Linked DNA regions of Homo sapiens: region 1 is linked to region 2. A link is an interaction called in ENCODE POLR2A ChIA-PET data of the cell type or tissue named here. Cell type or tissue: GM12878. All regions are shown on one strand. Each heading gives the region's core, and the rest is flanking DNA. Links, peaks and the distances in the headings are about the cores only.

Region 1 (5,372 bases), core at 234-5,233, 130 kb before region 2:
GCGAGTTGGAGGAGCTGGAGCTGGTGGAGAGTCCAGGGCTGGAAGAGGAGCTGGCCGACATCTTGCAGGGCCCCAGCCTGCGATCCACAGACGAGGAGGATGAGGATGAACTGATCCTTTGACCCCCTCCCACGACCTCCTCATAAAGACCGTGGAGAGGCCCAGCCTGAGGGTGAACTTGTGTGGGGCAGGGTGCGTCCTGAATGTGGCGAGGTCATGCCAATGTCGTGGCCTCTTCCAGGAATTTTTTAATGTGATAGTCTTAAAGGAGGAATCAGCATTTAGGCAGGGAGGAGCCTTGGTCAATTATTTTGACTGTTCTCCCCATTCCCAGCCAGGCAGGTGGCCCTAACCCTAGCGAAGGGCCCCTGATATTCCGTGGGGCTTCCCGAGTGTTCCTGGTGTGCAGGAAGGGAATCCCCTGCCTCTCTCTGCCTCCCCCTCCCCACCCAACAATTCCCCAGTACTCTTGTCCCAGCACTGTGCTATCTGTGCCTCAGTGTCTACAAGAGGTGGGGTGAGGGGAGGCCCAGAATGACTGTGGCCCTGCAAGTGCCATGTCGGAGGAGGGGATGGGACCATCCTATGGCCTCGGGCACTGACTACCCCAGAATGTGCCTCCAGACCAGCCACAGCCGCTTCTCTTGGAGCCCTGCGCTGGCCCACGTCTGCTCCTGCAGTCTGCCTCTGAGCCCACTGCCTGTGTCGAGGCCAGCCACAGCCACTTCTCTTGGAGCCCCGCACTGGCCCATGTGCACTCCTGCAATCTGCCTCTGACCCCACTGCCTGTCTCCAGGCCAGGCCGTGACTAGCGCAGTGAGAGGCCGCCCACATTCCCCCTCCGTTGTCCCCTGCTTCAAGCAGTGAGATGCAGAGAAAAAGACTGTCAGGGGCAGCGGCCTGGAAGAAAAGGTCGCCAAAGGCTCTGTGCAAAAGACACAAGTGCCCTGTTGCTCAACAATCACGCCCCCATGGTGTCCGCCGACTCCCTCTGGCAGAAAACTTTCTATTCCACAGCACAGCTTCCTTGTCCTCCAGTGTCCAGGTTACTCCCTAGGAAACACATCCTCCCTCTTGTTATTGACTTGTCCTGCCAAAGGTCAGCTCTACCCTGGAGCTGCTCTAGCCAGGGCCTCTCCTGCCAAGAATCAGGGCTCAGAGCAGCTAGGTCACTGGGTCACTCAGACACCAGCCCCCTCTTAGACTGGTTCTTCAGATGCCTCTCCTAGGGGTGGAGAGTTAGGAGCTGAGCGTCAAGATGGCAGGGCTCTTGAGTGCTGCCCCGCACTTGGGAGAGTCACATCTTCACCCTCCCCAAATCAGCAGCAGGAAGCCTGGCTATGCACTCCATTAGCGTGCTTTCTCTACAAAGAGAGGCCAGGTGCTGTGAGCATCCCCAAACCCTTGCTCCGTACCCAAGGTTTTTCTCCCCAGCCTGCCATCCCGTATGCCGTTCTTAATTCTACCATTGTGCCCCCGCTCCGACATTCTCCTCCTTTGCCTCCCCTGTTCCCAGTCTCCTCCATCCCCCAAATAAGACACTCACAGTCAGAGGATGCCACCACATTCTGTTTAGTGTCATTGAACACAGCCTGTAGCCTTCTCCAGCATCACATCCCTCCCACTTCCCCAGGCCAAGAGAGATGCTGAAGCCTGGGTGGGGGACTGGCAGTGGGCATTTGAGCCCATGCCCTTGTGTACATAATCTCTAATATTTATATATATTGATATAGAATTCTCTCTATAATATATGTCATAGAATCTCTCTTGGGCCTGGCGTGGGAATGTGACATTAAGAAAACATGCTAAGACTGGCCAGAAAAATGGATATTTCCCAGACCTGGAGGATGGTGTGTGGGATGTATAGGTGAGGTCGTGGAGAAGATAATAAACTCATTCCCCAAGATACCCTCTTCAACACAAGGACAAGAAGGAAGGTGTGTGGTGGGGGAGGGGACAATGGAGGGGGAGGAGTGGAAGATTTGGATTTTCATTTAATAAAGTCAATTGAAAATGAAAGTGCACCCCCCCTCCAAAAAAAGAAAATCATTTAGCAAGAGCAGTTTCATTCACAAGAATATAAAAACAGCCCTGTTCCAGGACTGCTGTAAAACGTGCTGCACAGCCTTAACCCCAAAGGAAAAGCAACCCTTTCCCACCCCGAAACAGCCTCTTCCTGCACATGCCCCTCCCCACCCCCTGAAATAGACGATAAGCAACCCCCATGCACCCTGCCCCCAGCACCAGAAGAGTCCTAAGATGGTCCCAGGCCAGCTCCTCAGTCTCCCTCTTCAGAGCGAGTAGGAGCTCCTTGCAGAAGACAGACCCCCACCTGACTTCCATCTGCAGCAATATGCCAGCACCCTGGGGAAAGCAGGTTCATGTATGAACCCTGCTAGAGTCCTTCAGATCTTTAGTCATCTTTTGTCAGGGACCATTTGGCTTCCTTGGGAAAGGGAAGGAGGAACGAAAGCTGCTGTGGTCTACCTTTCCTAACTCCCCCGGGCCTGAGCAAAAACGAACTGTAATGAATGAACGCACTCACTAGGTGAGCTGTCCACCGTGGTCTGGGGGTATGATATGGGCACTGAGAGGATGAGACGACAGGAAGAGGTGATGTGGGAATAGCACACATTGGAGAAGGTGAGGAACCAGGGACCCCATGGAAGGAAGGTCACATGAACATGCAAAACCCCAGAGCCTGCAGCAGGAGACGGGTGGGGAATAGCTGCCAGGGCGGGCATGCTAGACCACCTCTCAGAGCTCCTGGAAATGAGGTCCTGGGACATGGAGTCAGCACACGTTAGCAAGCACAAGAGGACTCTTCCCCTGTACAGGCAGCATTCGGTTAGGTGACTGCACCTGCCTTGGTTCACCTTGCCTACGCCCATGTTTCCTCCAAAAACCAACCTCAGGATAACCATTGTCCCCCTTCCATGGAAGACACAGAACCCCCTGCCCTGCTTGCATCCCAGAAGTGTGAGTAAGAGAGTATGAACTTGATGGCGGGACAGGACCATAGATGGACAGAAACACCCCAACTCTCAACCTTCTCACTCCAAAATAATAAGTTCTGGGGCCTGGGGGTGAGGGCAAAGTTTGTGCCCAGGGCCAGGAGAGGACAACAGTGCTCCCTTCCAGCAGAGGATGCAAGTGGTAGGACTCCTGACAGAGTGTGGGTAGGACACAGGCCTGGGAGCCGGAGCCTTGGAAGGGCGTGAGGAAAGAAGGAGATAGGGCAGTGAGCCTCTTAGGCCTCTCTCTCCTACCCGAACTCTGCCTGTGCCAAGGGCTGGGGAGGGGCTACCTGGGCAGTGGCAGGGCCAAGTGCTCTCCAACCCCACAGCACCGCTGCTTTGCTCCGCCCATCCTCTGCCTGTGCTCTCACGGTAGTGCTGGGGCGCATATGCTGCTCAGTCCCCACCAGCATGGATGCCAAGTGTGGGAGGGCAAGCTTGTGCCTCACCATACACCATCCTGGAAGGAAGAATCCGCTGATTTTCCTCTCTTCCTCTGGTAGGAGGCCTGGGGAGGCAGGGAGGACAGCTGTGAGGCTGTTTGGGAGTCCTGGGAGGAGCTGAAGAAGGGGCAGAAAGTGCCGAGTGCCCACCCTGGCCCTCAGCTGCAACCCTGCCTGGCTGAGGGAGTGACAGCACCGGACTCCTCCCTCCACTCCACTCAACCCTGAGTGCCCAAGAAGTTATAAAAATGTAGAAAAGGCAAAGAGAAAAGTGTAAACAGCTTCAGAGGACAGGGGTGAATAAGGGGAGACAGCCCTCATGCTCCCCCTGCTGTTGGCGACACCTGCATCCTGCGTTGGTGTATCCAAGATGGGTGTCCCCACACCCTCCTCAGGCTCCCGGAGCAGGGATGGAAGAAAGCTGAAAGGGAAGCAAGAGCTGGAGCAGCCAGCCCTGGCTGGGTCTTTTCCCAGATCCTTAGGATCTTCCTTTTAGCCATGGGATATTAAAGATCCCAGAGCAAGGGGCTGTGTTTGTTCTTAGTCTCCTCAGTGACTCTCTTGTCTCCGGGCAGGCCTTGATAGAAAGAACCACATCCGTGCCCCCTGTAGATCTCAGCTGCCACATCCACCTCCTCCTCGACTCCTGATCTCAGAAGCCAAATGACCTGCTGAGGCAGCCTCTCCACCCTCCCCATGGACGTGCCCTTCAGGCAGCCTCCCCTGCGCCTGTCCAGCCATGTCCAACAGCCCCTGAGGTCTGTTCTCTCAGTAGGGATGAGCTGGGGCCACAGCCAGAGAAAACAGAGTTGGGAAAAGCAAGAGTGAAATGGAGAAAGGAGGCATTCAGACAGCAGAGTTACAGCTCCTGGAAGACGAAATCGGGGCGTGAAGAACTGAGATCCAGTCTTGAGCACAGCTGCGCTGCCCCCGTCCTCAGGGTGCACACACTGGAGGCTTTGTCGGCACAGACCCAGAAGCCCACAGCCCAGGTCCTTCTCCACAGCCACACCAAGCTCACGGCCATCTAGTTGCCCAGGTCTCAGTTCCCAGGCCTGTGGGTTTCTAGAGTGTAAGCCTGGATAAAATCCCATCCTGGTCCTCCATTTCCAGGAGAGGACTGGAAGCTCCTGGGTTCCCCAATGTTGTCTGCCCAGTTTCAGCTGTACTGCTGGGGGGAGGGAGGGTATGGGTCACAGCCATGGCCCTCAGGTGGGAGTGGAAGGCAGGGCATTGGGGGAGGAAACTAGTTGTTGGCCTCGCCTTCCTCCTCATCAAAGGACTGCACACCTGAGGATGTGACGTCAGACACCTTCCGGCTGAGAGCGGTAGACATCTCAGGGTCTTCTCGTGGGGAAAGTGACTCCAGGTCCCGGCATCCCGCATCCTCTTCCTCCTCAGGTGCCAATGGCCTCTTCTCCTCCTCAGCAGGGCCCCTTGCCAGGTCCACTGCGCCTACCCCCGGAGCCCAGTCAGTGTCTCCCCCCAGCAAAGGTGGAGGCTCCAGAGCAGAGTATCCTGAAGCTGGTTGGGAAGGTCCCATTTCATGCAAGCTGGGTTGTGAGTCATCAAATGCAGGCCCAAGATAGGATCCTGTGGCCGGAGAGGCAATGAGGGACTGATCGCTGGCTTCCCAGGCATCTGACGACCCCAGACAGTACATACCCTGGGACACGTAAGAGTGAGGCCATCCATCCATGGGTGCTTGAGCCAGGGCATCTGGAAAAAGAATCATGGAGGTCAGTGGGGCCACAGAATGTCAAGGGCAGGAATGACAGCACAGACAGCACAAGAGACAGCTAAGAGACAGCACAGAGAACTGGCAGTAAGACACAGAGTGCACAGTGAGTAGGGAGGACAATGGGAAAGCTGAGATGGACAAGGAAGTCTTAAAAGAACGGAGCTGAGTGGA
Region 2 (5,372 bases), core at 139-5,138:
CACCTCATTATTTTTCCTTCTCACAGTAATCACAGTTTTGTGCTGTTTTTTTCATATCTGAAAACAATGTTTTTAAACTGTTTTCCAGTCTTCTAGTTGCTTGTGGTAGCTGGGTAATTCTGTCCTGTTACTTCTTCACGTCTGGGAGTAGAAGGCCTGTATTATTTTTCAAAATCGATTATTCTATATTCTTAGAGAGTTCTTTTACTTTATCTTTCAACCATCTTACTGATTTTTTAAAAAAGATTTCAGCAATAAGAACGTCCTGTTTAGCCGGGCGCGGTAGCTCATGCCTGTAATCCCAGCGCTTTGGGAGGCTGAGGTGGGTGGATCACGAGGTCAGGAGATCGAGACCATCCTGGCCAACACGGTGAAACCCTGTCTCTACTAAAAATACAAAAAATTAGCCGGGTGCAGTGGCGGGCGCCTGTAGTCCCAGCTACTCAGGAGGCTGAGGCAGGAGAATGGCGTGAACTCGGGAGGCGGAGCTTGCAGTGAGCTGAGATCTAGCCACTGCACTCTAGCCTGGGTGACAGAGTGAGAGTCTGTCTCAAAAAAAAAAAAAAAAAAAAGTAAAAGAAATACCCAAGACCAACTCTTGCCTCTTCTACCTTCTGGTAGTATGGTCTTTCTCAGAATAATTAAAAGCACCATGTTATAGTATCACCCCTCTTCTCTTATTCTTGACTGCTCTTTTAGTCTCTTGAGAATTGCTTTCTCCAGTTGTTTATGGGATACAGTCTGCAGAGCAATGTCTCAGCTGCCTCAAAAAGCAGAAGTCCAAAGCAGAAGGACAAGTGTTATGTTCTTTGATTAGTAATATCCTTGGGTTTCTGTGAATTATTTGGATATTAGGAAAAAGTCCTCTCAGGATATAGTAATTCACTGGATGATTATATTTTAAACATTTTTACAAGTGTTTATCTTTCTTGGTGTTATCACATAGGTTGTATTAGAGTTAAGATCTTTCTGGGGGATCAGATGCCATTTTAACTAAAAGTCAGAGCATGAATTTTTTTTAAGATTATTTTTGAGTCAGGGTCTAGCTATGCAGCCCTGGCTCAAGCTCAGTGGCATGACCGCAGCTGACTGTAGTTTGAACTCCCGAGTCAGGCAGTCCCCCTTCTCAGTCTCCTGAGTAGCTGGGACTGCAAGTGCACTACCACACCCGGCTAATTTTTTTTTTTTAACTAAGTCTCGCTCTGTCGTCAGGCTGGAGTGCAATGGCGCAATCTCAGGTCACTGCAATCTCTGCCTCCTGGGTTCAAGTCATTCTCATGCCTCAGCCTCTTGAGGAGCTGGGACCACAGGCATGTGCCACCACACCCAGCTAATTTTTGTATTTTTAGTAAAGACAGGGTTTCACCATGTTGGCCAGGATGGTCTCGATCTCTTGACCTCATAATCCATCCACCATAGCCACCCAGCAGGCTAATTTTAAAAATTTTTATTTTTAGAGACAGGGTCTTGCTATGGCGCTATGGTGTTCAAGCTAGTCTAAGGCTTTTGATAAGTATAATTAAAGTATCCACTGTCAATATTTTCTTTGTGAATTAAATAGCTTAATATAGTTTATTATTTTAGTTTGTATTTCTTTGTTGCTGAGACTAAATATTTTTTCATATGCTAAATGTTATAGAACAAGTTCTACCTTTGTATTTATTTTACTTCTCCATTTTTCTGTTTGCATGTTCTCCATTTTCCTATTGATTGGTAAGTGCCCTTTAAATTAACGTATAGTGAAATTGACTTTTTGGGGTGTATTAGTTCATTTTCATGCTGCTGATAAAGACATACCCGAGACTGGGAAGAAAAAGAGGTTTAATTGGACCTACAGTTCCACATGGCTGGGGAAGCCTCAGAATCATGGCAGGAGGCGAAAGGCACTTCTTACATGGCAGCAGCAAAAAATGAGGAAGAAGTAAAAGCAGAAACCCCTGATAAACCCATCAGATCTTGTGAGACTTATTAACTACCATGAGAATAGCATGAGAAAGACCAGCCACAATCAACAGAACTGAAATAGTAAGTATTGGTGAGGCTGTGAAGAAATTGGAATCCTTGTTCATTGCTGGTTCTTCGCTGGTGGGAATGTAAAATGGTTCAGCTGTGGTGGAGAACAGTTTGGCAGTTTCTTAAAAAAGTTGAACTTACAATTATCATATGACCCAGTGCTTCCACTCCTGGGTAAATATTCAAAAGAATTGAAAACAGGTATTCAAACAAAAATTTGTACATGAATGTTCATAGTAGCACTATTCACAATAGCAAAAAGGTAGAAACAATTCAAATGTCCGCTATCTGATGATCGAATAAACAAATGTGTTATATCCACACAATGGAATATTATTCAACTATAAAAAGAAGCGAAGCACTACTACATACTACAATATGGAAAGACCTTAAAAACATTATGCTAAGTGAGAAGTTAGACACAAAAGGCCACATACTGCATGATTCCCTTTATATGAAATGTCCCAAACTGGCAAATCCATAGAGACAGAAACCAGGTTAGTGGTGGTCAGGACTGCTTACTGAGTGTGGGGTATCCTTTTGGGGTGTTGAACGTGTTTTGGGGCAGATAGAGATGAGGTTGCACAACACTGTGGATTCATTGACTAGATGTCAATGAATTATCTGCTTTAAAATGGCAAAAACTGTGAATCATGTGATATGTGAGCCTTACCTCAATTAAAAAGTTTTAATAGCAGTTTTAAAGGGTGCTCTTCATTTCCTGTTTTTCAGCCCTTTAGCTTTGTTGCAACAGATTGAGTAAAAGTTTGAACTGTTTTCAGTTTATGTTTTTTCGTTGTTGTTGTTTCTTTGCTTGTTTTGGTTTGTTTGTTTTCTTTTGTGGTCAAGACAAACCAGAGATTCATAATATTTAGTTAAGGAGATGTTTTAGTCTGATTTTTAAAAGATTATTTTAAACATTTTTCAGAATAAAATCATCATGGCTTTGCTTTATGATCTAGGATTTTAGAGCTCAAAAATTTGTGTATTAAAAGAGTGGAACAAAACTATCCCCAATGAGGAAGCCGGATTCTTTCTTTGCTGAATCCCATGGCTCACTCTAATCGTGCATAGCATGGTCTCCCAGTCAGGATGAGCTCTGAGCACAGCCCTCAATGTTCACAAGAGGATATTCTTAGACCTGATTGCATACAAGATGTTTGTTTGAGGTCCCGCATATCTGACTTTCTGGCCAGCAATTTGCCACCACTGCAAATTTGAAAGGGAAACAAGCAGAGGGACGCTCATGTGACTGGCACACAGCCCAGTCACACTCATCAGAGCTGAGAGATCATTACTGTGACTTTGGCTCCAAACCCATGGGTGAATCCCCCACCCTAGTGAGCTGGGCTGGACCATGTGTGAGTTACTAGGGTGGCCTTTGCACCTCTTACCTAAGGCCTGTTTGATCCTATGGGCACAGCGAATTTTGTAACTTAAAGCTTTTTTCCCTCCTTTTCTCACTTACTACAGAAACATATATTTAAATATTTTTACCAAGAAATAGACTTTCTTGGAATACATTTTGTGCACTGCCCTGACTTCTAATTTAATCTTTCTTCCTAATTCATATACACTGGTATATCTTTTCTCCTCCCTCCCCCTTTCTTTCATTTAAGAAAATGAATATATTTCATTTCACTTTCTGTAGGGTGCATGTATTTTTAAGTTGTTGTAATTCACATTGGGAATAAGGCATGGGCCAAAGATAAAGTCCGGATAAAATCCATTTTTCTATTACCTCAAAAGAGAGTAGTACAAATTGTGGTCCTCCCACCTGTTCCCTTACACACACACATACACATGCACACACACACAGATGCACACACATACACACACATGCGTACACACGTTATACTGGAGAGCACAGTCCAATGCCCACTGTTTTCAGAGTGAGGCCTTCTTGTTACTCAAACCACTCTCTAATGTTTTAATTCAGAGCTCCTCATCAGAGCTCGACTCAGAGCTGCCTTCACATCCTTGTTCCGCAGACTGTAGATGAAAGGATTCAACATGGGGGTCACCACAGCATAAGAGAGTACCATCACCTTTTCCTGCTCAGCTGAGGCCATGGAGCGAGGCTGCATGTAGGTAAAGAGGGCCATCCCATAGGATATGGAGACCACAGTGAGGTGGGAGGCACAGGTCCCAAAGGCCTTGCGGTGCCCCTGGGTGGAGTGGATCTGCAGGACGGCAACTACAATGAGGGTGTAGGACAGCGAGACCAGGCAGCAGGGCACCAGCAGCACCACCACACTGGAGGCCACTATGACCACCTGATTGAAGGTGATGTCCACGCAGGCCGACCTGACCAGTGCCAGTGTCTCACAGGCCACATGGTTCAGCACGTTGTGCCCACAGGTGGGCAGGTGCATGGTCAGTGCCGTCTCCATAGCAGAATTAGCCAGGCCCACTAGCCAAGAGACAGCTGCCAGTGCCATGCAGAGCCTTGGGCTCATCACTGCTATGTAACACAGGGGGTCGCAAACAGCCACGTAGCGGTCATAGGCCATTGCGGCCAGCAACAAAAACTCGGTCCCTCCGAGGGCCAGGGAGAAAAAGAGCTGGGTCCCACATCGGGCAAAGGAGATGGTCTTTCTTTGCTGGTGCAGTGCACCAGCATCTGAGGGACCCTGCTGGAGGTGTAGCAGATGTCCACAAGTGAGAGGTTGCAGAGGAAGAAATACATGGGCAGGTGGAGTCTCACGTCCAGCCAGATCAGGAGCAGGATGAGCCCATTGCCCAGCAGGGTCAGCAGGTAGGCAGCCCCAAATAAGATAAAGAGTCCAGCCTGGGTCTGCCTGTCACTGGAGAGACCCATTAGGATGAACTCACTCACCCAGGTTATGTTGTCCCTTCCCAGTTGGGACATTGAACCTCACTTCTTCAATCTAGGTGGTTAGGAGGGAATGCAAAGGTCTTGGAGAAAAGGACATTTGGTTTCTGACACTAAACCAAATTCTGAGAGGTTCTGAAGGACAAAGTCCCTGTTTTGGCCATCCTTTCACGTCGAGGACCGATCACAGTTACAGTTGTGTAGGAGGTAATCTATCAATGTAGAAGGAATGATAGAGAAGAAAGGATGAAAGAAGCAAAGAAAAACTAAGGAAAGACAATAGGAAAATGGAAAAGGAGGGAAGGAATGTGGAAGATATGAAAGAAAGGAAGGATTCTTCACTGTGGGGAAGCAGTGGGTAAAGTATTGTAATCAGACACTTGAGAACTGTAGGCATGTCCTAGGATTTCTCAGCTCATTTCTTAACTCTGGATTGAGCTGCTCTTCCTGCTTCTTCTAGGGTCCACTAAGTCCAGACAGGAATCCTCTCACATCCTTTTCATTTCTCCCACAAGTCCAGATA

Evidence for each region. Peaks named below come from ENCODE experiments on the same cell type or tissue, not always from the same donor. Only the 100,000 strongest peaks of a DNase experiment are listed, where the experiment ranks them.
Region 1: POLR2A ChIA-PET joins it to region 2 with 7 read pairs; 2 of 35 experiments call an interaction of 5 or more read pairs at or near these places.

Annotation. Positions count from the first base shown.
Region 1 is chr7:143,351,844-143,357,215 of GRCh38, forward strand. It overlaps CLCN1 (chloride voltage-gated channel 1), which reads left to right. Exons shown (of 23, transcript NM_000083.3): 23 at 1-240. The coding sequence ends at 122. It overlaps FAM131B (family with sequence similarity 131 member B), which reads right to left. Exons shown (of 7, transcript NM_001031690.3): 7 at 1,557-5,179. The coding sequence ends at 4,707. Among named protein-coding and RNA genes, the nearest start is that of FAM131B-AS1, 7.2 kb to the right of the region's middle. In GM12878, for the core only: no CTCF peak of the experiment used is centred there; no DNase peak of the experiment used is centred there; H3K27me3 peaks cover 256 bases.
Region 2 is chr7:143,484,527-143,489,898 of GRCh38, forward strand. The region is part of intron 2 of EPHA1-AS1 (EPHA1 antisense RNA 1); the gene reads left to right. It also overlaps the pseudogene OR2R1P. Among named protein-coding and RNA genes, the nearest start is that of TAS2R41, 9.3 kb to the left of the region's middle. In GM12878, for the core only: no CTCF peak of the experiment used is centred there; a DNase peak (open chromatin) is centred at 3,247; H3K27me3 peaks cover 129 bases.